4 separate regions of the Mus musculus genome follow, and all the other regions are linked to region 1. A link is a loop called in an ENCODE intact Hi-C map of the cell type or tissue named here. Cell type or tissue: heart. All regions are shown on one strand. Links, peaks and the distances in the headings refer to the core of each region. The heading gives the core; the rest is flanking DNA.

The links. A loop is a pair of places that touch in the nucleus more often than their neighbours do. Peaks named below come from ENCODE experiments on the same cell type or tissue, not always from the same donor. Only the 100,000 strongest peaks of a DNase experiment are listed, where the experiment ranks them.
Region 2: it touches region 1 in a loop (5-fold over the local background); 40 of 42 quality-filtered maps call a loop at or near these places.
Region 3: it touches region 1 in a loop (2.9-fold over the local background); 4 of 42 quality-filtered maps call a loop at or near these places.
Region 4: a loop joins it to region 1, with 3 times the contacts of the local background. A loop is called at or near these places in 38 of 42 quality-filtered maps.

What each region holds. Positions count from the first base shown.
Region 1 is chr1:151,077,232-151,084,787 of GRCm38, forward strand. All of the region lies in intron 1 of Gm36139 (a long non-coding RNA gene), which reads right to left. Gm36077 (a long non-coding RNA gene) reads right to left here and starts at 6,689. Exons shown (of 2, transcript XR_387461.2): 1 at 5,544-6,689; 2 at 3,214-3,521. It overlaps Gm36297 (a long non-coding RNA gene), which reads left to right. Exons shown (of 4, transcript XR_387468.4): 4 at 1-99. In heart, for the core only: CTCF peaks have their summits at 3,428 and 3,673; DNase peaks (open chromatin) are centred at 1,900, 3,520 and 5,530; H3K27ac peaks cover 3,356 bases.
Region 2 is chr1:151,340,414-151,347,969 of GRCm38, forward strand. It overlaps Ivns1abp (influenza virus NS1A binding protein), which reads left to right and starts at 4,085. Exons shown (of 15, transcript NM_054102.2): 1 at 4,085-4,342. It also overlaps the pseudogene Gm10138. In heart, for the core only: a CTCF peak has its summit at 3,320; DNase peaks (open chromatin) are centred at 2,698, 3,318, 4,018 and 4,908; H3K4me3 peaks cover 4,789 bases; H3K27ac peaks cover 4,547 bases.
Region 3 is chr1:151,386,825-151,394,380 of GRCm38, forward strand. Swt1 (SWT1 RNA endoribonuclease homolog (S. cerevisiae)) reads right to left here. Exons shown (of 20, transcript NM_025819.4): 14 at 4,612-4,750; 15 at 1,796-1,944. Among named protein-coding and RNA genes, the nearest start is that of Swt1, 38 kb to the right of the region's middle. In heart, for the core only: a CTCF peak has its summit at 3,415 (motif pointing left); no DNase peak of the experiment used is centred there.
Region 4 is chr1:151,349,442-151,356,997 of GRCm38, forward strand. It overlaps Ivns1abp (influenza virus NS1A binding protein), which reads left to right. Exons shown (of 15, transcript NM_054102.2): 2 at 1-162; 3 at 1,540-1,668; 4 at 2,113-2,282; 5 at 2,389-2,464; 6 at 4,479-4,652; 7 at 5,193-5,318; 8 at 6,688-6,795. The coding sequence starts at 1,558. Among named protein-coding and RNA genes, the nearest start is that of Ivns1abp, 8.7 kb to the left of the region's middle. In heart, for the core only: a CTCF peak has its summit at 3,665 (motif pointing left); no DNase peak of the experiment used is centred there.

The sequences.
Region 1 (7,556 bases), core at 1,262-6,261:
ACAACTTGGTATCAAAACAATAATTAACTTTCTTCCCCACCGCCTTCCCATTTCTCTTTTTGAGACAGGCTCTCACTCTGTAACCCAGGCTAGCCTTGAACTCAAACCAATCCTCCTGCCTCAGCCTTGTGGGTGTTTTTTTTTTTTTTCATTTATGGGTATGAATGTTTTGCCTGTGCCCCATGTGTGTAGAATATTCATGGAGGCCAGCAAAGGACATCTGCAACTAGAGTTATAGGCAGTTGCGCGCCACCATGTGAATGATAGCAACCAATCCCCAAGTGCTCTTAACCATGGCGCCACCTCTGCAGCCCCAGTCTTGGTTATTTTAAAGAATGTGTTATTTATAAGCACTTAGAAATATGTATAATGTATTGTTTATGGGTTAGGTGTGACTAGCTTTCATGTCATGAGCAGAGAATATGAATAGTCTGCGCCAGGCATAGAAATATATGTCTGTTATTTCAGGACTCAAGAGGCCGAGGCAGGAAAATCACAAGCTCAGTGCCAGTTTGCACTATATGGTGTGAATGACATTTTGTTGGAGGAGCTGCACTTTTTATAAGGCTGATTAAGTGACTAGAACTCCACTATTTGTAGGGAGGTTGGAATTCTGCAGACCCAAAGCCTCAACTTTAATATGGGCTACCTTTACCACTTTTAAATATCAATTCCTTGCCTGCTTCTGTATCTATGACTAACAGATAAGTCTTTTAAAATGTGCAAAATTGACAGACTACTAACTGTCAGCAACCAAAAAACAATAAGAGAGTCATCAAATAGCTCACCTCAGGCCTATAGACATCTCCCTGCTTTTACTGTAACTTATCTGATGTTTCCACTCATATATTTCAAGACTCTAAATACTAAAGAGAGGAAAAAGGGAGGAAGGGGAGGGGGAAGAGGAAAGGAAGGAGAGGAGGAAGGGAGGGGAGGAAGAAGGGAGGGGTGGAGGAAGGGAGGGGGAGGAGGAAGGAGGGGGGGGGAAGAAAAACCAAAAGAGCAAAGGAAAAGGATATGCACGGGGAGTGTTTCTGGGTCTGGATAGGGCCCTCTGCTTGGCTTTGCTCGCAAGGGAAGCCTAAGGCTGGCAGGGAGTTTAGAACTGTGCTCAAGAAAATGAGAGAGACCTGCTCTTTTCCGGGAGGTCTTGGGCAGGAGAGCTGTAAGATCCTTAGGAGATGAACACAAACCATACTTGTAGGGGCATCTCCTTTGACCTCACCTGGGTCATTGTTTCCGACAGCTTTAAGCCCAACAGTGAGAGATCTGACTTTGGGTCTTTATCAACTATTTAAAATATACGTGCTCAAGTGGATATAATATTCGTAATTAAATGATCACCCGTGTGCGTGCTTTCCAATCCAGAGACTGAAGTAGCATAAACCAACAAAGAAGTTTTGTGTGTTTCTGCATTAGACAGAGAATCCATCTTTATTACACCAAAAAGAGTTTATGGAATGACTTTTCTACGGTGGCTTCCAAAGTTGCTGCACTGTGGAAAGGCAGAAATGAAAGTCACACTCGAGGGTTTTCTGTTCTAGCAATGTTTGTCTTCATATCCTAACAGTTTGTTGTTGTTATATTATTGTTGTTGTTATTGTTATTACTATTATTAGTTTTACAGTGGGTGTGTTTCACAGTCTCTCTCAAAGCACTTTGAGATCTAAGGACAGCCTTTTCTCATTGTCCCTGTCGCCATTTTTCAGTGCCCTCTTTGTCCTTCTTCTGTCCTCCCCATCCTATGAGTCTTTTCTAAAAACTCATAAAAATGAAAGTTTTCACACACCCTTCTCTGCTTTGGATGTGAAACCTGGGTTGGCACGCTGGCGACGCACGGCTAGTCTCTACCAACAGTGGCCGCTAGAGGGAGACTAAGAGCTTGCTCCTTCCTCGTTTCACCTGTTCTTGTTTGCCTTGGCAATGGTCCTCCATCCTGCGATGAGCGATTGGTTTCAGCCTCCTGCTTTATTTCCAGAATTCTTTGAATGTATTTGAATGTGGTCTGTCGTAAATACAGATGCTAGCTAGCATTGCTGGGAAAGTTTCCCAGCACCCCAGAGCCCCTCAGACACAACCCCTGCTGGCTAGTGTCAATCTCCCACCCCAACGCCCAGGATCCTAAAACTAAGGGTATGTGAAGGGAGAGGGAGGCATTGGACACAAAGCTCCGGATTCTGGTGTTAAGAGGCAGCAGCTTTTGATAACTCTCCTTTTTTTTTACCTCCGCACCTCTGTCTTCCGCTTTCCATCTCTCCGGGGACTCACCTAGCAGCTCCTAAATCCTCGCAGTCAAATAAATAAATAAATGTCTTAAGGCAGCTTCTTCTTTCCGGGGTGGATCTTTGTGATTCATCACTGACCCCAAAACGACCTTATTTTGGTGCCTAAAACATATCCTCTAAATGACTAGTGTGCATGGGATACAGGCTCAAGGCAACAGGAGAATGGCCCACGGAAGCCTGGCTCTTCGGAGCTCTGTGCTCACCAGAGCTGTGTTCCAGCTGCATTTACTTCATCTTTCCAATATAGTCCTGGTACTATACCCCCGTGCTTCTTGCCAGCTCGGAGTCCACCCACATGTTCCTCTTGCCTGGAGCTCTCCTCCAGAGGCAACTGGTTCAGGCCTACTCCTTTTTCAAATCTAAACTCACTTATTGCTTCTTAGGAGGAACTTTGCCCAAACTTTCAGGGTGAGACCCAACGTTTTCATAGCACCTTGCAGCTCTTCTAAAAATAGGGTTTAAATAAATAATGGACGGCTTCACTGTTCCGGAACGTAAATTGGGTGGCACCTAAGGTACCGACCATGGTGGCAAGTGACTGGAAAGAGCTGAGCAACCCTGGAGCCAAGATTCTGGGCCTTAGGACTGCGCGGCTCCACTTTGCACAAAGAGGAAAAGAACAAAGCCGGCAGTCTAATGGGAAAGACAAAACTTAGATAGGCAGAGCAGACGGCATTCGGAGAACTCCAGCAGACCTTGTGTGTTATCAGAGCACAGAAAAGGACAACTCCCCAAGGCAAGGACGATAAGAAACCTGCTGGGTAGTTAAGACTCAGAAAGGACCTAAAGGCACTAAAAAGGGCTGGGGGTGGGGGTGTTTAAGACACTATAAACACACAATAAATAAATGATCTACGATCCTTTCTCCACATGTTATTTTAAAAAAGGTGTGTGTGGGGGAAGCAAACAACATCAACAACAAAAAATATTTACATTATGAGTTTTTTTTTAATTGAGATATTAAAGACTTTCTTCCCAGCCACCAAGTAAACACAGTTACCAATTTCTTATGAAGCCCTTGAGGGACAATCTCCAAAAGGGCCAGAGCACAGAGGCATGCCAAGGTCCAGTGTTCCAAGTGGCAGGCCACTGCAGGAGGGTGCCAGGACACATCACAGCCAGTGGCCGCTGTGGGCAAACAGGGACAACGTTGTCAATCCAGACGAGCATTTGTCCTGCAAAGGCAGGCAGCGAACCTGCAACCTGAAGCTGACACAGAGCTTGAGACTCTGGACCCTGTAGATGAAGACCAGAAGCAGAAGAAGGAAAGAATCGGGTTCACTGGCAAAACTATTCAGAAGCAGGGGCTAAGAAATCGCTGGTGGAAATGTGTCCGGAAGTTGAGCCGTTATTGTTAGCAAAGCGGAAAAGGAGAGTCTGGAGGACAGGCTCATAAAAAACCAGGGACTTTTAGAAAAGAACAGGAAGACAGCTGGAGGCAGTCTGAGCCTTAGAAACAGAGCATTAGAAACAACAGCACCAACAAGGTCCTTTTAGGTCTGAACTAAGATGCAAATCAATCAAATTCTCCTGCCGAGTCTGGCACTTGGAGAATATCTATCCTCTCTGCAAACGATCTGAGCTGTTCTTTGGGATTGAAAATATTTTTACCTGGTTGGGCATGGCTGTTTTTTTGTTTTTTATTATTTCCTATCAAGCCTTGCTATTTTATTTAAAATAATTTCAGTCTACTAATGTATAACATAAATGGTCGAATGAAGTCTATGAGTATCTGTATATCGCTTTTGCAAAAGTGAAATTCTATAGTCTGTGCTGAGATTTGCTTGTTTCCTTGGTCTTTCTTGTAACAATGCTGGTCTTGAACCTGGGACCCTACACATGTAAGACATGAAGTCTGCCATTGGCTGTGTCCATGGCCCTAATATGCCGTTTCATTTTTAAAGATTTATTTTATTTTTAATTTAAAGGTACCCTGTCCTAGTTAGTTTGAACATAGAATTCATTGTTATCAGCCATCATTATCCTACACCACGTAGGATAAGTTCTGCATATGTGCAGAGGTTAGAAGATTGTGTCAGATTCCTAGAGCTGGACATAAAGGCTGTTGTGAGCCAAGGGGGATGGGTGACCAGAACTCAAGTCCTCTGTAAGAGCAGTATGCCCTTACAACTGCTGATCCAGCTCTCCAGTCCCCAACACCAACTTGTTTCCATTGAGTACCATGTTTGAACTACTCTGACAGCAATTCATTTCATCATTAGCCATCAATTTTCAAAACTGAAGAAAGAGAAGTCTAGAGGACCGACTGAAACCATCCATTGACGATCCAGAGGAAAGAAATCACTTAGCAAAAGCACTCACTAAGCATCCAGCTTCATGTAAGGAAGCAATGTGGGCCACGACTGCCAGGAACTGACTCTGAGATACATACAGTGACTCCTCGGAACCATCACTTTAGAAAAGGCTTATTCCTAAAACTGTTTTAGCACGGCTCGCTCTCTGAAGAGCAGTTTTGAATACATCATTTGCTATTTCAGAACAATCCAACAAATTACCCAAATCAGCTATTTTCAAATATGTTTTGATTCTCAGTTGGCACGCAGTAATTGAGCATACTTAACGGGCTGCCGTGTGGCACTGCATAGATGTGTATAGTGTGTAGGGATCAGGTCAGGGTAATTGACCCTGCTCTCAGACATTTATCATTGCTTTCTGTTAGGAATATTGAAATTCCTTCTGCACTAGCTATCTGTAATATGAAATCAGTTATTACCAGCCATCCTCCTCCTACTGAGGTGCTGAATATTAGAGGCCATTGGTCCTATCCACCTGTACCCTTCTACCACAAACAACCCTCCCTCTGTCTTCCCCTGCTTCCACCCCTTCCCAAGTTCCAGTGACCACCTTTCTACTCCCTACATCTCTGTGATCAGAGACAGGGTTAAGCTGAAGGACATTATACTAATGAAATAAGTCAGGTGCAGGAGGGCAAATTCCATTTCGTTCTTACACACACATGGAAGCCAAAGGGACTGCTTTGGGTTGATGATTAAGGTTGATAAGCATCTCTCTACCATATCATTCCTATTTACATTTTTAAAAATTCCCTCATTTCTTCTACTCTCAATTCACAACAAACTTTACTAAATAAAGATTCAGGCTCTGCTCCCTCTACTTCTGCACTGAAACTCTGATTTCCCAACGTACTCCCGTCTGTCTGGATTCCAACTTTCATTCTCCCTTGAGAAAGATCCCGTCCTCATCTTTCTAAGCCCCCCCGAGAAGTTTCACACTAACCACCTCTTTCTCCTCAACATGTTCTCTTGTCTTGGCTTTCATGACTCCGCCTTCTGCTTTTCCTTCAGAATCACTGGCTGCTCTTTCTTAGGTTCTTTTGCCAAACTCTTCTGCCACTTTTAAAGTTAAATGTCCAGGAAAAAAAATACCATCTGTTCTCTCTCTCTGAACTTCTGCCTTAGTTATCTCTGTGCAACCCAATGGCTTTAAAGGACACCCATATGCTAATGATGGTGAGGGCTGTGTTTCCAGTGTGAACCCACCCATTCCCAAGTTCCAGGCTTTGTATTTTGGCAACTCTATTCAAATGTGTAGTAGAACCTCAAACTTAACAGGTCTGTAATACTCCTACCCCACACCCTTTTCAACAATAACAAAATCCTTTAAATTTTTCAGTTTTTATTACATCGCTCACTTAGATCACCGTGGGATACCCACATACACTCTTTCCACCACTCTTTTAGATTCAATCTCTCCACCTCTCAAGAACATATTGATTTCCTAATTGCAGTAGGTGTTTCCCCCCTCATTCTTGTGACAAAATACATAACAAGAAAAGATTTCAGGGAGGGAGTGTTTTGGTACAGTGTGAAGAGTCACAGTCCATCACTATGGGGAATGCATGGCGGCAGGAAGACTGGCTATTTACACTGTATGACCAGTGTGGGAGCAGGGGACAGGGACCAACAGTGGTTGCCATGAGACTGTAAACCCTCAAAGCCCACCACTTCCCTCAGCAAGGTTCTACCCAAAAGTTCCAGAGTCTCCACAAATAGCGACACCAGCTAGGGACCAAGTGTTCCAATACATGAGCCTGTGAGGACCCCGCACATTCAAATCATAAACTTCCTAGTTTTTAGATCTGTCCCGGTCCTTCTTCCCATCACTAACCTCACACTTTAAGAAATGTTTGAAGATGTCTCTCTCTCAAGACTCTGCATTCACCAGCAATATGATCTGAAAGTGACTAAATTTCTCTAAGTATCAGTCCTTGTCCATACTACAGTCATGCCATGGGGGGTATAAAAGAGATGTTCCCTATAGCCTTGGGCATTTGAACACTTGGTCCCCAGCTGGTGGTGGCATTTGTGAAGGATTATGAGGTGTGACCTTACTAGAGGAAGTGTGGGACGGGGTGGGGGGGTGAGGGTGTGGGGGTGTGGGGGGTGTGGGGGTGTGTGGGCTTTGAGGTTTCAGAAGCCACATGACATTTCCAATCAGTTCTCTCTGCTTCCTGTTTGTGAAGTGAGATGTGTATTCTCACGTGTTGCTCCAGCCCCAAGCTTGCTGGCTGTCTGCTACCTGCTCCCTGTTACCTGTTGCCTGCCTGCCTGCCTGCTGCCTGCTGCCTGCTGCCTGCCTGCCTGCTGCCTGCCTGCCTGCTGCCTGCCTGCCTGCTGCCTGCTGCCTGCCTGCCTGCTGCCTGCCTGCCTGCTGCCTGCTGCCTGCTGCCTGCTGCCTGCTGCCTGCCTGCCTGCCTGCTGCCTGCCTGCCTGCTGCCTGCCTGCCTGCCTGCCTGCCTGCCTGCCTGCCTGCTGCCTGCTGCCTGCTACCTGCTGCCTGCCTGCTGCCTGCTGCCTGCTGCCTGCTGCCTGCTGCCTGCTGCCTGCTGCCTGCTGCCTGCTGCCTGCTGCCTAACTGCTACCTGCTACCTGCTACCTGTTACCTGTTACCTGTTACCTGTTGCATGCCTGCCTGCTAACTGCTGCCTGCCTATCTACCTGCCTGACTGCCTGTCTACCTGCCTGACTGACTGTCTACCTGACTGCCTGTCTGCTGTCTGCTGCCTGGCTTCCCTGCCATGATGGTCACCGACTTGTATTCTTCTGGAACCATAAGCCCCCAAATGAATCCTTCCTTCTGTAAGATGCCTTGGTCATAGCATCTAATCACAGCAATAGAAAAGTAACTAAGACAACAACTTAAGTTATTTAGTTTTGAAAATTAATGAGCTGGATATGTGTATACTTCTGAGAATAAAAGTTGAAATTTTTAAGTTTAACCAGGTGACTT
Region 2 (7,556 bases), core at 2,364-7,363, 260 kb after region 1:
CAAAAAGCAGAAAAATGATAGTTGGGGTTTGTTGTTTTTGGGTTTTTGCTATAGAAAGCCCAGAGTTGCAGGGCAGAGCATAACAACTGTGGCCATGTGTCAAACAATCAGAAGGTCTGAAGGTTCTACCACTGAGAGAACGCTAAAAGGTTTGATTTTGTGTTATTTTTAGAGACAGAGTATGTATTCCAGGGACAGCCTGGAACTTACTATGTAGCCAAGAATGACCTTGGGCTCACAATCCTCTCCGACCTCCTAAACCCAGAGCTGGATAAGCAAGGCAGGGTACTCTCTCAACTGAGCTCTATCCCAGTCCTAGCTGGGACTCCTTAATTCTTAACTCCTTGGAAACTGTTGAAAAGGAAGGGGACTCTCAGGGCATCCTCATAGAGTAGGGGACTTGAGGAGACTTGAGTAGATTTCAAACACGTCAGCAGTAATGACTTCAGAAAACTACTATAAGGCTGTTAGTAAGTCTGTCTCCTTGGATACGGTAGTAACCAGTAAAGATAATCTCACACTAAAATATTCAGATATATACTTAAAGAATTTTCTGATCATCAGATTTACAAATAAGTAAATGAAATGGTTTGCTTCATTCTGGTGAAAATGGAGATCTTGCTAGGAAAGTGGAATCTTTATATCAGAGAATGCATATAAAAGAAATGCTATTTTAGAAAGGCCCCAAGCTCTCGATTTTTATGCATTACAAATCATAACAATTTCCAGTGACCTACTTTAATGGGTGCATGGAAGCTGGGGCACTTTCCCCTAGGCTTCTTGTGCCTTTTTTTTTTTTTAAATATATACCACTGTTTTGTAGTTCTTGCTCTTAAGATTTCACTGTGTCCTGAAAATACCTTCAAGGGCCAAAGGGAAGAAGAAAAAGTAACAGAAGAAATTGAAACATTAACTTCAAGGAAGGAAAAATAAGAAACAGTGAAGCCTGTCACTGGGAATACGAGAGAAAATTGGATTGGAGGAGTCTCTGCCAGGCTGGACTGGCAACAGCTTTCATTAGGCATAGGACAGACAGACAGAAAATGTCAGCAATTGATCAGAATAATGTCACATGGCACAGACGTTTTAAGATGTAAACAAACGTCTGACCTTACGGTTAATGTTGACTAAGTTTCTTGAGTATCAGAGTTGCTAAGTGGGTAATGTTTAACGAAATCAATCTGCCATGACTAGCATGCCTACTAAGAGAGGTGGAGAGTTAGAAGAGAAACGAAGCTGGTTCATTTTCTTAGAGCCAGCCATAAGAAGGGATCTGCAGGAGTTTTTAACTTTACTGTGGGGAGAAGTTGCTAGGATCCTTGCCAAATGTTTTAGGGCCCTTTCCCAGAGATTGAAAGTCATTGGCCGTAGGGCAGGGCTTCTAATCATAGTATTAGTCTCTGCAGAGAGAGGGGCTCCTTCTGTTCTGAACATACCGAGACACACTGTGCATGGAGGGTTTGGTAGCAATCCATGCCCTTGACTAACAGCAATTAGGACTTATCTCCCAACTGTTTTCACACATTGCCAAAGGTCCCCAGGGACAAAGTAAGTCCCTTCCTTTGAAGAATACCTGTCCCCAGTAAAGCCTAGAGACTTGTATGCCTGCTAAGAAAGATCTCCCTTCTAACTCAGGTTAAAATTTTAACTCTCAGTGCCTCCAAACATGGCACTATTTGGGAACATAGTAGCTTCAGATTTAGCTAAAATAAGCCATACTGGGATTCAGTGGTGCTTACACCAGTATGACTGATAACCTCTTAAAAAATAAAAAATTGGATGACAGGAATATCAAATACATATTAGAGTCCATGCCCTGTATGTATTTCTAGTACTTGGAAGGCTGAGACAGGATGATAATAAGTTCATATTCAGACTGGGCTACATAAGACCCCCCCCCCCCCGCCCACACACACACACACACACACATGCACATCCACACACAACGTATTGGAATTAAGCTGCTGAAGTCTAGTAGCTGGAGTGCAGCCACAGAAGCATGGCCTGCACGGCCTGCATGGCTGCATGGCCTGGGGCAGATCCTTCCCTAGTCTTAGAGAAAGAACCTCTGACTAGTCCCTTTATCTCAGACTTAACTTCCTATAACTGGACACAGACATCTTTCTCTTAAAACAGTCTGTGATAATTTGTTACACTAGCCCTAGGAATTAAGTACATTGAGAATAAACAAATCATTGGCCAGAATTCAGTATGGGACAATATCTGAAGCATGATCAAAGAGAAACAACAAAGGTGATTATTGTCACCAATTCCCAACTTATCTGACATAAAACATACACCCAAATAAATTAATAATGATCAGTCTTAGAAAATCTGTGTATATAATGTGTTTGTGTGTTTACAGTGTTAGAGATGAAACCCAAGCACCCTGGTGCTTTAGGCAAGCACTCTACTGCTAAACTATGTTCTCCGCCCCGAGATCAACATTATGTCCTTTGTTACTATTACAAAGAATGCAAATAATCATTTATGGCTCACTTCCAAGTGTCAGTGGCTATTATACATACTGAGATGCCTGAAAGACAGATACTATGTAAAATTATGCCAGGATTCATAGAGCAGGAAATACTGAAGGCCAAAATGCACTGACTCCGATCACACTGTCGCTTTAAGAGAGTGTTGACTGTTCCAGATTACAAAGACGCTATTTAGTGTACAGCAAGTAGGACCATGTGTCCGGCAGGCCAGTCATGTGCCTGTCCCAAGTGGGCAGTTCATATTCTCTCACTGCCAGAAGGAGCTCAGTAATCCAGGTCCCTAATAGTGTCATTTGCAACAAAAGTAATGTGCTATCAAAGAGAAAAGCTGGACGGCAAATGCCAGTTTCTCTAAGACACATAATCATACTAGCTGACAGCTCAGTTTCTACTTCCTCCTTTTGTGAAACAACAACAAAAAAGAAACGTCTCCTGGCCACAAGATCTTATTTTTTAAAAGTAATGAAGACCCCCCTCCCAATTTCTATTTCCTACCCGCTAACACATTAAAGAAGGGTAGGAAGCATTGTCAAAGAGCTCCAAGAAATGGCTACAAATTAAGCGGGATGATCAAAGTCAGGTCTAGACTGTGTAAGCGCCCTCTATAAACCAGTATAAGCATTAATCTGGAAACCTTTACCTAACTCGATTATGTGTATACTTTATAGACCTTTGGATATAATCTCACCAAATCCCCTCATCTTCAATCAAGGAAACTTCCCAGCATGTGCTTCAGAGTCATATGAAGAAGTGGAGCCCAGCTTAAATCACATTTGACCTAAACAACTGCCTGCCTCCTAGGGGCAAGGTGGGTGGATGACTGGGCTTGGCTCCTGGGTTAAAAGGCCCCAGGGGGTAGAGATAGGGACTAACAATTCCCCAAGCTACTTTTCTTTGTCCAAAGAAGTCGAGACATCAGGAACTGATACCAGAGGGGGACAAAAAGTAGAAGTGAACACGCATTTTATGGCACACCGATAATATCTCTTTCACCTTTTTTTTTTTTTTTTTTTTTTTTAAACACACTCACTGAATGCTCACCCAAAGCAGGCCAATAGAGGGGCTAGTTGTTCAGGCCCTCCTCTGACTTATCCCTTCTTCCTCCATTCTTCTCACCCCTCCACCTCCAAGGTAAGAGCCTGATGCTCAACTACTGCCGCGGGGTTCCCACAACACGCAGCTCCAGTCTAGGCTAGTTGCCTAGAAGTCAGTGTGACGCTGAGAACTCTAATCGCCACGTCGGATCTCTGGAGAAGGTAGGGCAGGTGGAAGAGGAAGGAGGGAACCAGTTCCTGGACAGTGGAAAAAAAAGGGCGAAGCGAGGGTGTGAGGCTCGGGAGGGAGCGCGCGCTCGATAAGTAACAGGAGGAGCGGTCCCCGCCGCCCCGCTCTCCCGGATCACCTTGCGCTGACCTAGTTGAGCCGAGAAGGAAGGAGGGGGCGGTTGAGGAAAAGAGCTATGAGGTGGGCGGGGCCCTGTCCGGGGGCGGAGCCTCAGAGCGGGATCTTCCCGGGAGCTCGCCTGTGATTCGCTCAGGCATCAGAGCCGGAAGCGGCCGGGAGGCGTTGGCGGCAGCGCACGTGGTGACGTGCGAGGGAGTGCGGCGCGAGCGCGCGCGGCGGCGGCGGCGGTGGCAGTGTGTTCGGGACGCGCGTGGAGGTCGGTCAGTCGCTCGGAGGTGCTGGGCGCGTCGTGGCGGCGAGCGAGTTCCCGCGAGTACCCACTGGTCTTCCTCAGCCCGCAGCCTCCCGCCCGGTCGCCCCGAGCCCCTTCCAGCGCCTTCCGCCTGCAGCCCGTCGAAGCTCTGGAGATGAATTTCGCCATCTCTTCAGAGATGACCCAGGTAACGCGCTGTACGCGGGCGCCGCGGGAGGGAGAGGGCGGGGTGGGAAGATGGTGGTGGTGCGGAGCGTCCCGCTGTCCCGGGAGACACGGGCATCGCGGGGCTCCGCATTCGGCTCGGTTGCCGGCTGGCGGGGGAAGAGCGCGGTGGTCCCGGACCTTCCTCCGCCGGGGCGGGGATCGTCAGGCTTCCGCGCTGGGTGACGGAGGGTCCCCGGGACCTGGCCCGGCGGAGGACTAGGAGGGATGACCCGCCGGATGAGAGCGGCGGCCACCGAGGACTGTAGACATCGTTTCCCGCTGTCAGGAGCGAGGTGCCGGCTGCGGTTTGGGGCTCTCCGGGCTAAGACTCCCCGCGGCCGGCGCGTGGGGACACAGAGCCGCCCTCAGAGCGCATCGGTTCCAGGGGTTAGGCGTGGGGTGGCACGGAGTCCCTGGTCGCCGTGGACCACGGGGTCCTTTGTTCGAGCTCCACGTTGCCCGCTTTTCTTGCCAAGCGCGGGGAAAAGGAGGCGGGAGGAGCGAGGGAGCGGCTGCCCTGACGTGTCAGCTCTGAGTGACTGCGCCGCCGGCCAATCGCGGCCAATCGCGGCCGGGGGTGTGCGGGTGCCTCGCTGTACCCGCCGAGAGCGCGCCCCAGGCCTTGCAGCGCGGGGTCCCCGGCGCGCCGGGGCACAGGCTCCATGTTCTCTGAAAGAAATAGGTGGAGAGCAGGCTTTTCGTCCGATCACCTTTTTTTTTTTTTTTCTATTTTTGGGTAAAGGACCTCGTTGATAAGACACCGGGGAGTGTCAGAGTGGAGATTAACGTAAGGAAATCTGTACACACACACACACAAATTTGAGAAATATTTCCGCCTTTCCCTCAATAAGTTGCAGATAAATGATTCCGGAGAGCAAACATTTCGATCAAAAAGAAGTCGGACGGCCTAAAAGGCAACGTTTTGTTTAATGTCTGTCAGTAGTGGAGGTTAGAACACCCAGATATCAAGTTCTTAGGAGTTTTGTTGTGGTCTCCTGTTTTGGCAATACACCATAGCTCTGGAAGTAAGAGCACACAAGCCGCACGGACTAAATCACCTTAGCCATATTTTCTTTAATTTTAACACCAGTGGTTGACTTAGGAAAAAAATAACTAAGAAAATAGTTTCAGGTTGAATCCTGCTAAGTCTTTAATATCTTTAAAATGTTAAAGGACTTATTTGTAAGCCTGGATGTAAACATTGACTGGGTAGAACTGGATTGAAACCAATATGCTGTAATGCCACCTAGCAGGCATTATATCAAACCCACACTTTGGTGGCTTCCTTGCAGGGAGGCCTGGGGTGGCTTTCTTTTGATTTCCTAATTAGTGAAATCTTGAGTTAATTAATAGATTCCCATTTCTGTAGCCTTTGTCTTAATTTATAGTTGCCTTCTAACTTTGTCTTTTCCAAAGACAGCATTTCACGCTTTATTTTAGTTATTGGTGGGAGGTTGACCTTGTTTTTGCATTTCTTGTTTGGATGTTTTAAGTGCCATATAAATTTAGTTTTTCAAAAAAGTTTCTTGACTGTCTTGGCCAGTGATATTAATGTGACTTACCCCAGAGGGTTTTTTGTTGTTTTTGTTCGTTTGTTTGGTTGGGTTTTTGTTTGTTTGTTTTTGTTTTCTAGCTTTTTAGCAGTTTGATGGTATAGTCAGATGCTGCAGGTAGGAATTTTTGAAGGTTGAGCATATTCCTACCTTCTGTTGGTGTTAAAAGTATTATTGGAGTGATTTCTGGTTCAGTTACCACTGTGTTAATGTTTCTAGCCCTGTAACAGTACTCTTTACACTTCTGATGTCAGCCTGGATATCCAAAAGTACCTCAGCATTAGAACATCCCAGTCTTGCTTCTTTTTTCTTTCTTATTCTAAAAGTGGCATGTTGATAGTGGTGCGCCCATGTTAAGATGCCTTCAGCCCTCACTCAGCGCCTTAGTTGAAGACCAAGTCAGCATGGGTGTGTCTAATCTTCATTAAATGTCTCCATGTTCTTTCCAGGCATGCCCCCACCACACCTTCTCTAACACCCTTTTGTCAAACCTTCATCTGGTCTCCATACTTAGCATTGTTTAAACCTTAAAATAAGTTGGTAATTTCCGCTTCACCGTGTACCATGTGCATCCTGCAGTCTACCTTCTATTGAAACCAAAACAGCCACAGTTTCTGGACTCTGTGCTGCCATGTCTTATCTTCCTCTTTGCCTGAGCCGGTTTCTCTGCTTTATCCGCCTCTACGGTATCTAAGGCTGCAGAAACTGAGCTAACTCCATTTTGTTCTAAGTTTTTTTATTCCAGTATGTGTCTGCCATGTTTAGAATCACAAGTGTCTGTAGCTTGTGGTTAAGTGTTTGCTTGATATGCTTGAGCCCCTGGGTTTAGTCCAACACTGGGGAGGGAATTCTTAAATTACTAAGTGATTGACTTCTTTGGAAAAAATTACCTTGAAACTTAAATATTTGTGGTTTACCTTAGCAATGTTTGAAAATGTGATGTTTCCTTTTGCTTAGCAGAGGGTGGGAAATGATACGCTGTTCTCACAGCTCTGTAAGACCCGCTGGATTATATTTCACTTAGGCTAATCTTCTGGGCTATAGTAACTCTTGAATACCAAATAGTAAGTCCCCTGTCTTCCATTTCTTCTACCAACCACACTAAGGAACTGAAATGTCTTTAGCAGTATATATTCATTTTCACACCAGTTTCAGTGTTAAAAATGGATTGGCTCAAACAGTATTTTAAATACAAAAAGTACATTTTATATTCTTATATGACTTAGGGATGTTTGAGCCTTGGTCTGGCTTTTGAAAGATAAAATTTCCCCCATTTTAAAATATCATTAGTTACTGTGCATAAGTTTTATATATGAAATAAGAAACATGAAATTTGAGAATACTTTAAGTTTTTAAAAAAATTTTATGTAGTGTGGCTATTTTGTCCAGAAGGCATCTGATATACCCAAGCTTATCTTAATGAAAGTAAACATGAACTTTTAAAAACAAGTTTGTATTAATTTAAAGGTCATTTGGACTTGGCTAGCTTTTTAGAGTTGTAACAATGGGTAGGTATTACTGATAAAGGCGAAATTCATATTAAAATCTTTGCTAGACAGTCTCATGTAGCCTCAGTCAGCCTTGAAACTTACTATGTAACTCAAGTGGGCTTTGAACTCTTAATCTTCCCATCTCACTCCT
Region 3 (7,556 bases), core at 1,052-6,051, 310 kb after region 1:
TAGCTCTGTTTGCTAGGTACTAAGTTCTTTAGTAACTTAGCTCATTCTTCTGGAAATTCTAAGAATTATTACTGTACTTATTTTACAAGTAGGGGCAGTTTAAAGATTCAAAGAATTTGAAGTACTAGAGGCAAAAAAATGAAACAGCAACAAAAACCCACAGGTCAGGATCTTTAACATGTAAAATCTAAACCTAATCAACAAAATTGATTTGAATTACTCTAACATGTGGTTCATCACATTTTTTTGGTGTCTGGAAAGCTAATAAGACATGGATGTTTTCATCCTTTTCTACCTCCACCCTCTTAGAGAGATAGCTAAAAATGGTACGAATTCACTGTTTCATCTTAGGTTTCTCAGAAGCAAATAGATGGTGAACAGTATTGATAAATTAGGATACCTAATTAGTGAAAACTAATTACACCTAGTATTTTTCAAGTTCAATTAAGATATTGTATTTTGGAAATAATGTATTTATTGTTTAAGTTAGAGACATAAATAAATATTTAAGGCATGTATCAAGGGCTGGAGAGATGGCTCAGTGGTTAATAGCACTGACTGCTCTACCAGAAGTCCTGAGTTCAATTCCTAGTAACCACATGGTGGTTCACAACCATTTATAATGGCATCCAGTGCCCTCTTCTGCTGAAGGCAGCTATAGTGTACTTATATACATAAAACAAATGACCTTTTTTTAAAAACAGGCATGTATCAAATCTAAATGAATTATACAAACAATTCTCAGTAACATATATTTTAGGGTTCAGGATGTACCTCAGTTGACTGACACTCTGGATTAGATAACCAGCACTACAGAAACAAGAGTGATAGTACTCAGTCACAATCCCACTATTCAGGAGATGAAGGTAGGAGGATCAGGAGCTTAAGGTTATCTATCCTGATGCCGGGCGTGGTGGCGCACGCCTTTAATCCCAGCACTCGGGAGGCAGAGGCAGGCAGATTTCTGAGTTCCAGGCCAGCCTGGTCTACAAAGTGAGTGCCAGGACAGCCAGGGACACAGAGAAACCCTGTCTCGGAAAAAAAACAAAAAACAGAAACAAACAAACAAAAAAAGATTATCTATCCTTGGCTACATAGTAAATCTGAGGCTAGCCTGGGCTACATGAAATCCTGTCTCAAAAAAAATCTAAAAAACTTACTTTTTTGTTCTTTTAAATTATTTTATGTTTGAGTATTTGGCTACGTGCATGTATGTATACCAGGGGCATGCCTGGCACCTGAAGGGGTCAGAAGATGGTGTCAAAACCCCTGGAATTAAATTTAAAGATGGTTTTAAGCCACCATATAAATGCTGAGAACTAAACCTACATCTTCTAACAAGAGCAACATCTCTCTAGCCCCTCTTCTTTGTGTGCACAACTTTCTCTTGTCCATAAAGGAAATAAAAAATTCAACAAGAAAAAAAAATAAAATCTAAAGTGTGTAGTGATATATATCCATAATCTCTATACTATAAAGTCCTAAAAAGAAAAAATGCGTGCATTTGAGACTAGGTGAACTATCTACACAAATTCTACCTCAAAAAAAATAAATTAACTAAATAAATAAGTAAATAAATCCTTCAACAACTACTGTGATACAACTTCTATAGAAGGTCTATGTTCCATAGCCTGTGATAAGCCTTGCCTCTGTTTCAATGTCCTTGGTATTTACTTAGTGCCTTTAGAATACTAGAATAAGTAAAAGTCATAGAATCCTTTTATATTTGGCCACTAAATTCATGTTTGGAATGTTTGTGATGAGCTATCTAAATAACAATCTATGGGTGTCTCACCTCTGCGAGTACTTGCAGTAGTTTGTTTACTTGAGCAAAGGTCTGGGGAAGAACTCCATCATAATTTGACCTTGTACTGAAGGCATGTAACAAACTTTTAGAATCCTGAAGCAAGAATTTCACTGTTGTAAAATCCACTGCCTTATTTGCTGGTAAGAGAAAAATTAAGGAAAATATGAAAGAACGGGTATACAACAATTCCTTGAAACACTAATCAAGTATTAATTTTACAATTTAATCAGAGAAGGCATTTACAAAACTATGTCTCTCTGGTGTAGAAAGCAACAATTGCACACATTCGTAGACAAAGCTCACACTGACTCTGGTACTCTGTATTCAGATTCTAGCTCCCTGAACACAGTCAGCTTCAAAGTAAAGAAAAGTAGAATGTTCTAGTCTTCAGTAAAAAGGATTAATCACTAAACAAAAAACCCAAGCACAGAGTTTTCAAAGATGAAACTGTCTCACATCCAGATGACTATTACAGAGGAGTGAGTGTCATATGTTAAGAGGCAAGCAACTTGAAATTCTATCATATATAAAACAAGATTTATTAAAAATAGTATGTTATCTCTTTGTACATAAAAGTTCAGCTAATAAACAAAAACTTTGGACAACAATAATAAACAAAAGAAAATAGAATTTTCCTCCTATAGAGTAAGATAACCTACCATAATAGCTTTCTCTCATTAAGCTCAAACATTTCCACTAAATTACCAAGTTATTGGGGACAATCATTTCAAAGGTCTAAAGTTATTTAAAAAAAAAAAAAAGCCAGACATAGAGGTGCATGCCTATAATTTCAGTACTCAAGATTTAGAGGCAGGGAAATTGCTACAAGTTCAAGGCCAGACTTGCCTACATAGTGAAAAACTGCCTGAAACAAACAAAAAACACTTAAAAACAAAATAAAGTAAATTTTAATATCACAAAACAAATGAGAGAAAAGATATACTTTTCATCATTGAAGCATAATGATAGGTAGTTGCTTCCAAAGGCAAAATCTTCATGTGTTAATGTTTGGTTTGCTTCTGTTTTAATATTCATAGATTTGAAGGCTGTTTTCACAGCCAGACAGACAAACGCACAGAGACACAAACACACACCAACCTCAGGTGTTTTTCCTCACAGGTGCTTTTAAATCAGATCCCTCACTGGCCTGGGGCTCCTCTAATTAGGTTAGGCTAGCTAGCCAGCAATCCCCATAGATCCGTCTGTCCCCTCTCCTGTCCTCTCTCCTGTCCTTCTATACAAATACACACTACTGCACCTAACTTTCTTAAAGAAGTTCTGAGGATTGAACTCAGCGCCTTATGAGTATGTGGAAGCACTTCACTATTTGACCTATACCCTCACCTCTAGAAACTATTATATTTACATCTGAACATGGCTTTCTTTCCTTGGCTAAGTGAGTTAAAAATGAATAAAGCGTCCCTGTGTATCACATATAAGAATCTGCTTATGAGATTCTGAAGAGTCAGGTAGAATTTTAAAATAATTTTAAAGGCTGGAAAGATGGTTCAGCTGTTAAGAGCACCTTGTGGAAGATGTGAATTTGATTATCAGCACCCATGTTGTGGTCAGCAACCCTAACTCCAGTTCCAGGGGATCTGGTGCCCTCTTCTGGCATCCATGCTTATGTACAGAATGACCAGGCAAAATATCCATATAAAATAAAAATAATAAAGTCCTTTTTAAAAAGACATTTTAATAATTACTCAGTAATTCTTTTTACTTTATACTTATTTTATATTTTGAGACAGAGTCTCACATGTAACCAGGCTGGCCTGCAACTTGGTATATAGACCACACTTGCTATATAGCCTTGTAATCAAGTATTAGAATTAAAGTCATGTGCTACCACACCCAGCAATATTTAACAATTCTAGGGGCTAGTGAGATGGCTCCACTGACTGCTCTTCCGAAGGTCCTGAGTTCAAATCTCAGCAAAAAGGCTTTATTAATAGTTACGCTGGCACACTGAAAATCTCAGCACCTGAGAGGCTAAAGAGAAGATTACGGCCAGCCTCAGCTATTTAGCTGAGCTATTGAGCTATTTCAAATCTAACATTTGAGACACTAGAAGCTGTCTCAAAAAAAAAAACTAAGAGAAAAATAGTGTTTGTTAAAATTCTGAAGGAAAGAAAAATAAGAATAAATTCTATATATAATAAAAACAAAAAACTCATATAGAAACAAAGTCAAAAGTTAACCAGTCATTTTTAAACATTTCTCCGTGAATTGATATAAGGACGTTAATTAAGCTTGGTATATTGAAGTATTGAAGTCATACCCATGTACAATGGAAGAACTATGGGCACTGCTATTCAAAGACAGTAAGCAACATTATACATCATTATTTTTTTAATTTAAAATCGATTTAAAAGCTGGAAATGGTGGTACACACCTGTAATCTCAGCACACGAAGGGGAAGCAGAAAAAACATGGGTTCAAGGTCATCCTAAACTATATATTGAATTCTCGCAAGCACTAGATTAAAGCACACTGCCACACCCAGCCTTTTCTGGGCTCTTGAGATCTGAACAGCAGTCATTACGCTTATATAGCAAGTACTTTACCTACTGAACCATCTTTGCAGCCCATTTTTGGTTGACTTGTTTATTTGGTTTTTTTTTTTTAGAAAGAATTCAATATAGTTAGGCTGCCCTTGCACTCACTATATAATAGCAGTTTACCTTAACTTCTGATCCTCTCGCCCCCACCTACCAAGTGCTTGGATTATAAGCATGTGCCACCACACTAGATTCACTTAATACTTTAACCAATTACTGTGAAAGAAAATGAAAGACTCATACCTTTACAGAGATTTTCATATAGGCTCTCAACAGTTACAAGCAAGTTATTTTCCATAACTAATCCAAATACAGCCAGCCAATGTTTTTTAAAGCACTGTAATAGATTTATTAGAGTCCATGGTGGTTTCAAATACAGCACCTAGAAAGTTACAAAATCATTATCTACTGATTTGTTTTACCTATTATGTAAACATGCCAATGTAGGAACTTCTATACATATCCCTAATAGAAATATAGCTAGTCAGACTATTTTTAAAGTAAGAAGTGCTAATCACAATTTTAAACTGTAAGTCTATCACAGACTGATTTTATAGAATTCATATTAGTAACCTTTAGTTTCATAACTTTTTAGTACACAAAGAAAGCAAACTCTAATTAGTGAAGAAGCATAGTACCTCAACCTACTTTTTAAAAAATTAGTGCTTATTAAAATGTGTATGAGTTTTTCTGCATGTTTGTGTACTATGTGTGTCCCTGGTCCCCTCAGAGGCCAGAAGAAAACATCAGATTCCCTGGAATTGGGGTTACAGTTGTGGGTGGCCACGTGAATGCTAGGACCTGACTGGGTTCTATGCAAGAACAAGTGCCACTTAGTAACCACTTAGCCTTTCAATCTACTTTCCTATATGGTCCTTTCCGTAATCAAAATAATCTAAATACTTCAGACTACCAGAGGGGGGAAAATCAAACAGTATTATCATTTCCTACACTTACAAAGACATACTTATAGAAAACTGATAGATATATTTATAAATAAATATAGATATTTGTAAATAATTCAGGAAGATGTCAATGCCTTTTTCTGAAACCTCCATATTTCTATGAAAGATCCAATTTATACTAATCCTCCAAGATCGTTTTTATTATTCTCTATTATTTTTGGATCAGCATTTGATCATTAGGTAGCAAACATATCACACTGGTAAGTTTAGAATCTTGCTGAGTAGCTGGAATAAATACCTCAGCTACAATTAACAGGCTGTAACACTTCTCCTAGCTACAAATGTGAACTTGAAATAAACATTAAATTAAGAAAAAAAAATCATGCTGGCTAAATTTGGTGTTTCATTTAAATGTAGAAAAGATCCCGCAATACCTCTCCTGGGCATATATCCAGAAGATGTCCCAACTGGTAAGAAGGACACATGCTCCACTATGTTCATAGCAGCCTTATTTATAATAGCCAGAAGCTGGAAAGAACCCAGATGCCCCTCAACAGAAGAATGGATACAGAAAATGTGGTACATTTTCACAATGGAGTACTACTCAGCTATTAAAAAGAATGAATTTATGAAATTCCTAGCCAAATGGATGGACCTGGAGGGCATCATCCTGAGTGAGGTAACCCAATCACAAAGGAACTCTCACAATATGTACTCACTGATAAGTGGATATTAGCCCAGAAACTTAGGATACCCAAGATATAAGATACAATTTGCTAAACACATTAAACTCAAGAGAACGAAGACCAAAGTGTGGACACTTTGCCCCTTCTTAGAATAGGAAACAAAACACCCATGGAAGGAATTACAGAGACAAAATTTGGAAGTGTGACAAAAAGATGGACCATCTAGTGATTGCTATATCCAGAGATCCATCCCATGATCAGCTTCCAAATGCTGACATCATTGCATACACTAGCAAGATTTTGCTGAAAGGACCCAGATATAACTGTCTCTTGTGAGACTATGCCAGGGCCTAGCAAACACAGAAGTGGATGCTCACAGTCAGCTATTGAATGGAGCATAGGGCCCCCAATGGAGGAGTTAGAGAAAGTACCCAAGGAGCTAAAGGGATCTGCAACCCTATAGGTGGAACAACATTATGAACTAACCAGTAACCCGGAGCTCTTGTCTCTAGCTGCATATGTATCAAAAGATGGCCTAGTCGGCCATCACTTGAAAGAGAGGCCCATTGGACTTGCAAACTTTATATGCCTCAGTACAGGGGAACGCCAGGGCCAAAAAGGGGAAATGGGTGGGTAGGGGAGTGGGGGTGGGTGGGTATGGGGGACTTTTGTTATAGCATTGGAAATGTAAATGAGCTACATACCCAATTAAAAAATGAAAAAAAAAAAAGAAAAGATACTAAGTTAAAGAAATTCAAAATATCTTATGATCATGTTTACTCTCATATTTACATGGTATAAAAGTCTGTAAAATATATTTTGTCAAACATTTTGACCAAATTGAACTGAGTGAGGGAAGTACTGACTACTTGTTATTTGGAAACAAGGTCTCTTGTATCCTAAGCTCCAACATAGCCAAAGATGATCTTGAGCCACCGATCCTCTTACCTCTACCTTTAACTCCTAAGATTATAGGCATGTGCCACTACACACAGTTTATGTGGCATTGGGAATAAAACCTGTAGCTTCATGCATGGTAGGCAACTATTCTACCAACTGAGCTATATCCCTAGTCCTTGTGCAAGACTTCTAAGGATTTAATTTAAGCTCTAGGAGACCAATGTATCAAATATTCATAGTATATGCACAATAACTATTAGCTAATTTTTTTTAAAAAAAGAATAACTATTAATTTAAAACAAAAACACATTGTCACGTAAAGTACCTCTTCTTCCTTAATTTTCCTAAATATACCTTGTTTGTTTGTTTGGTTTTGGTTTGGGTTTTGTTTTTGTTTTTTTTTTTTGAGACAGGGTTTCTCTGTGTAGCCCTGGCTGTCCTAGAACTCACTCTGTAGACCAGGCTGGCCTCAAACTCAGAAATGACTCTGCCTCCCAAGTGCTGGGATTAAAGGTGTGCGCCACCACTGCCTGGCTTAGTCCTAACCTTTAAAAAATGTTTATCATATAATTATCAAAAGATGGTTCAGCATATTAAGGCATTTGCCACCAAGCTCGACAACCTGGGTTTAATCCAGAGGACCTACATGATAGAAAAAGAGAACCAATTCCTGCCAACTTGTCCTGACTTCCACGGG
Region 4 (7,556 bases), core at 679-5,678, 270 kb after region 1:
TTTCAAGCCTGCTAGTTTTGGAACCACCATTAAAGCCTAAGACATCTCCCTTCAGTCAGCCACCTTTCTTCACACTGTAACGAAGTGCTTTGTTTCAACACTCCTTCTTTGTCTTTGGATCATTTGCGTTCTCAGTGACACATTTCTCTTCAGTAATTGTTGGTAAGTGAATATTCTGCATATTTAGCAGTAACTTTGTTTGGGGTGTGAGCTGGCTCAGTGAGAAGAGGCACTTTTCTGCAGAAGCCTGGCAACGCACATTTGATCCTTGGGAACACTGGTAGAAGGAAGAATTAAACAAAGTTGCCTCTGACTTCCACACACCCTAGGGCTGGGGCATGCTTCCCCAACTTAATAATAAATACCATTTTTTTAAAGACACGGGTTTTCTGAAAACTGTACTGAGTATAGACTCTATCTCAATGTTTAAATGGTCAGAGAGATCCTAACCATTTGGCTATGAAAACTTTCTTTTTAACAGTGTGTGGGGTGGGGGAAGGGGCGGTCTTTCCTTTTTCCTTGTGGGTCCTTGGGTCTTGAACTCAAGTCCTCAGGCAAGGTGGTAAGTACACGACCTGTTTAGTGCCCATCTTGCAGGCACCTAACAAGCATCTTTATCATTTTTAAAAATTTTTTAATTAAAATTTGATTTTTTTCTTTCCTCCTTTAGTATTCCTTTTTGTGTATTCTGACTTTTAAGTTACTTTAAACTGAATCTCTTACTCTTACTCATTTAGTATAAGTTACTGGTTTATAAGTTAAGTTAAAAACTTGTTTTGAGAACAATAGGCTGGAGATGTAGCTCAGTGGTTGTGTTTACCTAGCATATTTGAAGCCCTTGGTTCTGTTCCCAGTGTTGTATATAGGAAATGGTGTCTTTACAAAGAATTTTAGTTTTCCAGGGCTGGGAGTATGTGCCTCTGATAAGGAAGGGGGATTGAGTTCAGGGCCAGTCTCAGCTGGGTTCTGAATTGAAGGCCAGACTGGGCTATATGAGATGTCTCAAGTGAACATTGGTTTAATTTTGAGAGTAACGGATGGACAGCAGCCAAATCCCTACATGCCTCTCTTAAGCCGCTTGCTGTATAGGTTTGGAAAGAGAAAGATTTCATTTTCCTTCCTTCCGGAGGAATGCGTGTTTGACCTGGAAACCAGGTTTAGGTTGTTGAGATGCTCACTACTGGGTGATGGTTACAAAGTCATAGGATCAAAGTCAGGCTGAGGTCATCCGTATCCTGGACCAGTGTTGTTTGAGCTAGGATTTTGTGCAATAAATGTTTTGGTGTGTTGGTAGGATAGAATTTGGGTATGTTTGAAAAATACATAACATTCTTTTTTGAAACAATGGTTTACTGTGTACTGTGATTGTCCTTGACTTTACTGTCTTGTGTATGACCAGGCAGGCCTCAAACTCAGGAATCTACCCGCCTCTTTCCCAAGTGCTGAGATTAAAGGTGTGACTCACCATACCCTGCTTGAAAAATTTTAAGAACTATTTACATGTAAAATAACTTAGCTTTCTTTTTTTTTTCTGTTTAGCCAAATTTATAAGGAAAAATGATTCCCAATGGATATTTGATGTTTGAAGATGAAAATTTTATTGAATCATCTGTTGCCAAATTAAATGCCTTGAGGAAGAGTGGGCAGTTCTGTGATGTTCGACTTCAGGTATTTAAAACTTAATTCATGACCTTTTGTTACTAAAAAAGTAAACTCATAAAACCATAAGTTGTGCCCCCACCCCCTAAACAGGCAATTAATGAGATGACTAGGGGGTTTTTTGTTGTTGTTGTTTTGTCTTGTTTTTTGAGATCTTATTTTTTTACGTGTATGGGTGTTTTGCCTGCATGTATGACTTGTACCACATGCCACATGTGTGCAGTGCTGTGGAGTTGAGAAGACGGGTAGGATTCCCTGGAACTGGATTTACAGGTGGTTAGGAGCTACCATGTAGGTGCTGGTCCCATGGAAGAGCAGCCAGTGCTCTTAACCATTGAGCCAACTTTCTAGCGGTGAGATGACTTTTAACTAGAACTGTGAGACAGAGGAAGCTGGTATGTTGAGTGCATAGTCAGCAAGACTTCTTTCTCATTTTGGTTTTCATTATTTCAGGTCTGTGGCCATGAGATGCTAGCACACAGGGCAGTCCTGGCTTGCTGTAGCCCCTATCTATTTGAAATCTTCAATAGTGACAGTGACCCTCATGGAGTTTCTCATGTGAAGTTGGATGATCTCAATCCAGAAGCTGTTGAAGTCTTGCTGAATTATGCATACACGGCTCAGTGAGTGCCTTCAAATGAACCAGAACATCAAGTACCGAGTGTCTGGATGTGAAAAGCCTGGTCATAACTACAAAAACTCCCCCCCCCCCCCTTTTTTTTTAAATAGGTTGAAAGCTGATAAGGAATTAGTAAAAGATGTTTATTCTGCAGCCAAGAAGCTGAAGATGGACCGAGTCAAGCAGGTAGCGTATTACACATTGTGAAAGTAGTATACTGGCAAGGTGTTCTGAGGGGTTAGGATGTAGAAATTATCACAAAACATCTAATTAGGCCCAAGATTTAGAGTTTCAGTCCCTTCCCATCTTGGGTGAGCATGTTGTTTTGACCTTTTGGTAACAAGGAAGGAAAACCTGTCCTCTTGACTGACAGTCTCTCTCAGTGAAGATTCCATTCAATATTTTTGTATTTAAGCTACTTGTATATTTTTCTATGATGATTATGATGATGATGACAAGATAGTATTGGGAAATCAAGTTACATAAAATGCTACATCTCTGATGGGTATGTTTAATTTTGATAGTATGTTAAATAGCATTACTTACATTGTCAGATCACTACACAGAACTGTCGCTTGGCCTTGACATGAACCTTTCTGGCTTGGGCATAAACTAGATCAGTTTCAAGATAGTGTGTGTTCCCAAGAGTAAATGGAATTAGAGTGGTGTATTGACAGTGTCTGATACAACAGATTCATGTATGTGTGTGGTCTACACATAAGGGAAAGTACCTGCAGAGACCAGAAGGCTTTGAGTCCCCAGGAGCTAGAGTTAACCAGTGGTTTTGAGCTACTTGCCTGATGTGGGCCAAACTCGGGTCCTCTGAAAGAACAATTAGCAACAAGTACTTTTGCTCACTGAGCCATTTCTCCAACACCCCTAGTCATAGGATTTTTAAGCAGAGAAAGTGGCTTTGAATAAGGGCCAGCAAACTAAAAATGTTCTTTAAAGGGTCAGACTTTTTAAGTAAAATTTTATAAAGACCAGCTATGTGTATTCTATATATAATCTGTGTAACAAAATTTAAACCAGTAGTTTTCAACCTTCCTAACGCTGCGACTACTACAGTTCCTCATGTTGTGGTGCCTTCCAACCATAAAATTATTTTTGTTCCCATTTCATAACTGTAATTTGCTATTGTTATGAATTGTAATATAAATCTATTTCCAGTGGTCTTTAGGTGACCAAGATGAAAAGATCATTTGACCTTCAGAGGGTTGCCACCCCCGGATTGAGAACTGCTGAGTTAAACAGTTAAGACAAACAAAATGCCCCACAAACCTAAAGTACTTGTTGCTTTTGTAGAAAACTCAAGCTCAATTCTAAGCACCCATAGATGTCACCCAACCATTGTAATTCTGGTTCTAGAGTGTCTAATGCCCTCTCCTGGCCTCTGCAAACACTACATGCAGATGGTGTATTGCATAGACATATATGCAGCCAAACACCCATACAAAATGAAAGTAAATGAATCTTTAAAAAGGAATCCTGTGATTAGGCCAGTAGGATGGCTCAGCAGGTGAAGCTGCTTGCTGTGTCAGTCATGGTGACCTGATTTCTAACCCGTGCAACAGGTAGAAGAGGTAAACCTACTCCACACGGTTGTCTTGTGATATCCATGCATGAAGCACATACACACACTGGATTTTAACAGAAGTCCTATGCACATTCCAGCATAGTTTCACATTCCAGCTTCGTCCTAATACAGATACTATTTTTCCAAATTTATTTCCTAATTCTCTTTTGCTACATTCCATGTGTGCTGTGTACTCAGCTTTTCTATTGCAAAGCCCCATTCCTCCCTAGCCTTTCAGAAAGCCTTACCTGACTGCTCCTGTTGACACCTAGAACCTGTACTGCATTTCCATTTGTCACATTGGCTCTAAGTGATTTAACTTTGTATGCCACATCTTTGCTGTTTCTCGTTTGCTTTTTGTTGTTTTGTTTTATTTTGAGACATCTTGTGATGTAGCCCAGGCTGGGTTTGAATTTAGATTTCTCTTGTCTCAGCCTCCCAAGTGCCCCAGATTCTAGGCATCTATGCACCACTATGCCCAGCTGATGTCACCATTTGTCCATGTGCTGTCCCCATTGTGTAGTTTGATTTGATTTCTGGCTCATTTCTGTATTTCACAGGAACTTGACATTAAATATTCAGTAAACTATGTAAATGTTGGCACTTCTGTATTTCTTTTCTAAGGTCTGCGGAGATTATTTACTATCTAGAATGGATGTTACTAGCTGCATCTCTTACCGAAATTTTGCAAGTTGTATGGGAGACTCCCGTTTGTTGAATAAAGTTGACGCTTATATTCAGGAGCATTTGTTACAAATTTCAGAAGAGGAGGAATTTCTTAAGCTTCCGAGACTAAAGGTAAGGAGTAGGCCACATAGGTCATACAGGTCGAGTAATGGTCTGTGGTTGCGGGCAGTCTTTACCAGGTGAATCAGGGTTGCAGTAGTGCTCATGCTTTGAAGTGGCTGTTAACGCTTACAGAATGGGTGTCTGTTTCCCTGGTTGTTTACTTACTTTAGGGTTACTGATTTCCTTGCAAATTGAGAAAATTGATGGAATACAACTTTTTTAATACAATATTCTTGAGAATTTTTAAAAAGTGTACAGTGTTTTACCATGTTCACTTCCAGATCCATACTCACTTCACGTCCTCTCAACCGTTTCTGGCCCCACATGCTGCTTGTTACTGATGGCTATGGGACAATCCACTGAGCCCTAGTGGCCTGCCAGGAACCACGCCTTTAACTCTCTAGCACTTCAGCTAGTGGCGGGGCTCATGAGCCTCCCTCCTTCCCCCAATACAACTTTTATTAGAAAACTGAGCATTTAGCTGAGAACTAGAATTCCCAAGCTGATGTGGATGTCACTGATATTTGTTTTATTTATATACAATTCTAGTTGGAGGTAATGCTTGAAGATAATGTGTGCTTGCCCAGCAATGGCAAGTTGTATACAAAGGTAATCAACTGGGTGCAGCGTAGCATCTGGGAGAATGGAGACAGCCTGGAGGAGCTCATGGAAGAGGTTAGTTTTAAAGTAAATGGGACCCAACAGTTCTTACCAATTATTTTTGCTATAACATGAAGGATTCCCTTTCACTTTTATTTTATAACCATGACCCTAAAGAATTTAAATTTTGCTATAGGTACCCCTAAGCTGAGAAACAGGGGGGGTGTCCAGGTGAGCTGAATGAACCGTTCAGTTTGGTCTTCTGCTTTTCTTTTTTTTTTTTCCTTTTTTTCCTTTTTTTCTTTGCTGAGTATGTGCCGTTAACTTTCTTTAAAGTAGCATGTAACTTGCTTTAGAAACGGGAGGTGGTACTGACATTTTCTGTAGAGTCTTAATTTTTCTTCACAGGTTTTTGCTTTAAGTCTGACAAGTAGGTAAAGCTTCTAATGGTTGTTCCTCCCCGTTGGTTTATCTCCCCATAGGTTTATTAACAAAACTAGGATCCCCAAGACTGAAGAGCCGAGAAGACACCTCGAGTGTATTGACACACACGTAAAGAAGCAGCAGTCCTGCCCCAGTTCTCCTAAGAAAAGTCCGCTGTGGGCAGAGAGCGATGATGATTTAATGGTGTTTACTCCTTACAGGGTTCTTAGCTCGAAAGCTTTGTGTTTTCAGTGGTGTTGCTCTTACATATAGTCAGACTTGGGGATGTTTTTTAAAATTCACAAGAAAAACAAAATTTGATGGAAAAGTTGGGACTGGTCCATATGTTGATTGGAGCAGTGGAGTAATTGAGTGTATCATTCCACAGAGCCCTCCATGCTCACTCAAGCTAGCCTGCTCTGTTAGGCCTTAGTCACTGCCATTACGGCCTTCTATACAGGCTAGCAGATGCTCTGTCATTTCTGTCACCTCCCATGTGGGAATCAGATGCAGTAGTCATGTATTTGCATCTGTGCAGGAAGATTGCAGCTTGCTTGAATTTTTGAATTTGTTTTTTCCTTTATATGTTTTCTTGATATTAACCTACAGGGGAGAAGTATGTTTATTCAAACAGTACCATTAATCTTCAAAGGTGTAAAGCAATCAGTGTTTTGTTGTAAATATGTATATTTAAGAAACCATGTGTTGTACTATACCTTTTTCTCTTAATGTCACATAATAGAAGCAATGGAAACAAGGAAGATTTCTTTCAAGCCAATCAAGCCAAGGACTCTTCAGCCAGTGTTAGAAGATTTTGTATTTGATCTTGATTTTTGTTTTGTTTTGTTTTCACTTTTTACATTTTTACTACTATGACATGTTTTTCTTTGCATCGGGATCCTGCCAGAGTAAGATGTCAAGACGCACACTGGAGGTTACCTTGAGGCGGTTGTGAAATCTTCGTACTAGCGAGTAGCCATGGTGACAGTAGCCACATGGGTGTTCTGTTGCTGTTTTGCAGGTTCAAACCTTGTACTACTCAGCTGATCACAAGCTGCTTGATGGGAACCCACTAGATGGACAGGCTGAGGTGTTTGGCAGTGATGATGACCACATTCAGTTTGTGCAGGTACACATTGCACAGTCTGAGGTAACCTCAGGTTAAACTTTAACTGGAGAACTTATAGCATTCTTAAATTTTCCTTTAACAAAGGAAAGTGGATGAATTCCATTGTTATAACTGGACAGAGACTTTTTGGGGAGAAAAGAGGCATATTTTACAGCTTCCAGCATTTTTGCCACACTAGTAGAAGCTAACTCAGCCAATTAGACAAACTCCATTTACACCTTTTCTCTCAAATTACTGTTCACAACTAGTAATTAGAATAGTAAAATAAAGCAATATGTTAGGGTTTCGTTAATTTGGTTAGATTTTTTTTTAAGGTTATTTGTAACACGCATGATCAAAAGGATCAGTTTTAAAAAGATATAGTTGATTTAAATTGCTGATGGCTGTGAAAGAAATTTTGTCTATTTAATTACTGAACACTCATGAAATAGAAACTATATCGTGATTTATAATAACTTTATACAGTGTTGAACTCAGAAATGGTTGATCATGTGTTACAGTGTGGTCTGGATGTTTCTCCAGCAGAATGTATTAAAGCAGTATAGTTTCCTTGTGTTGATCGAGTTACGTCTGTAGCCTTTTATTAAACACGCACTTAAATTTATACACATTTTTAACAGTAGAGAACAAACATCTGAGGTATCTGAACAATCTTATGGACACTGACAGTATACAGAAAAGAAACATTATTGTTTTTGTGTGTTAAAATTAAACCAATGTTCTGCATGTGTTTTTTGCCCTCCAACACTGAGCAACACCAT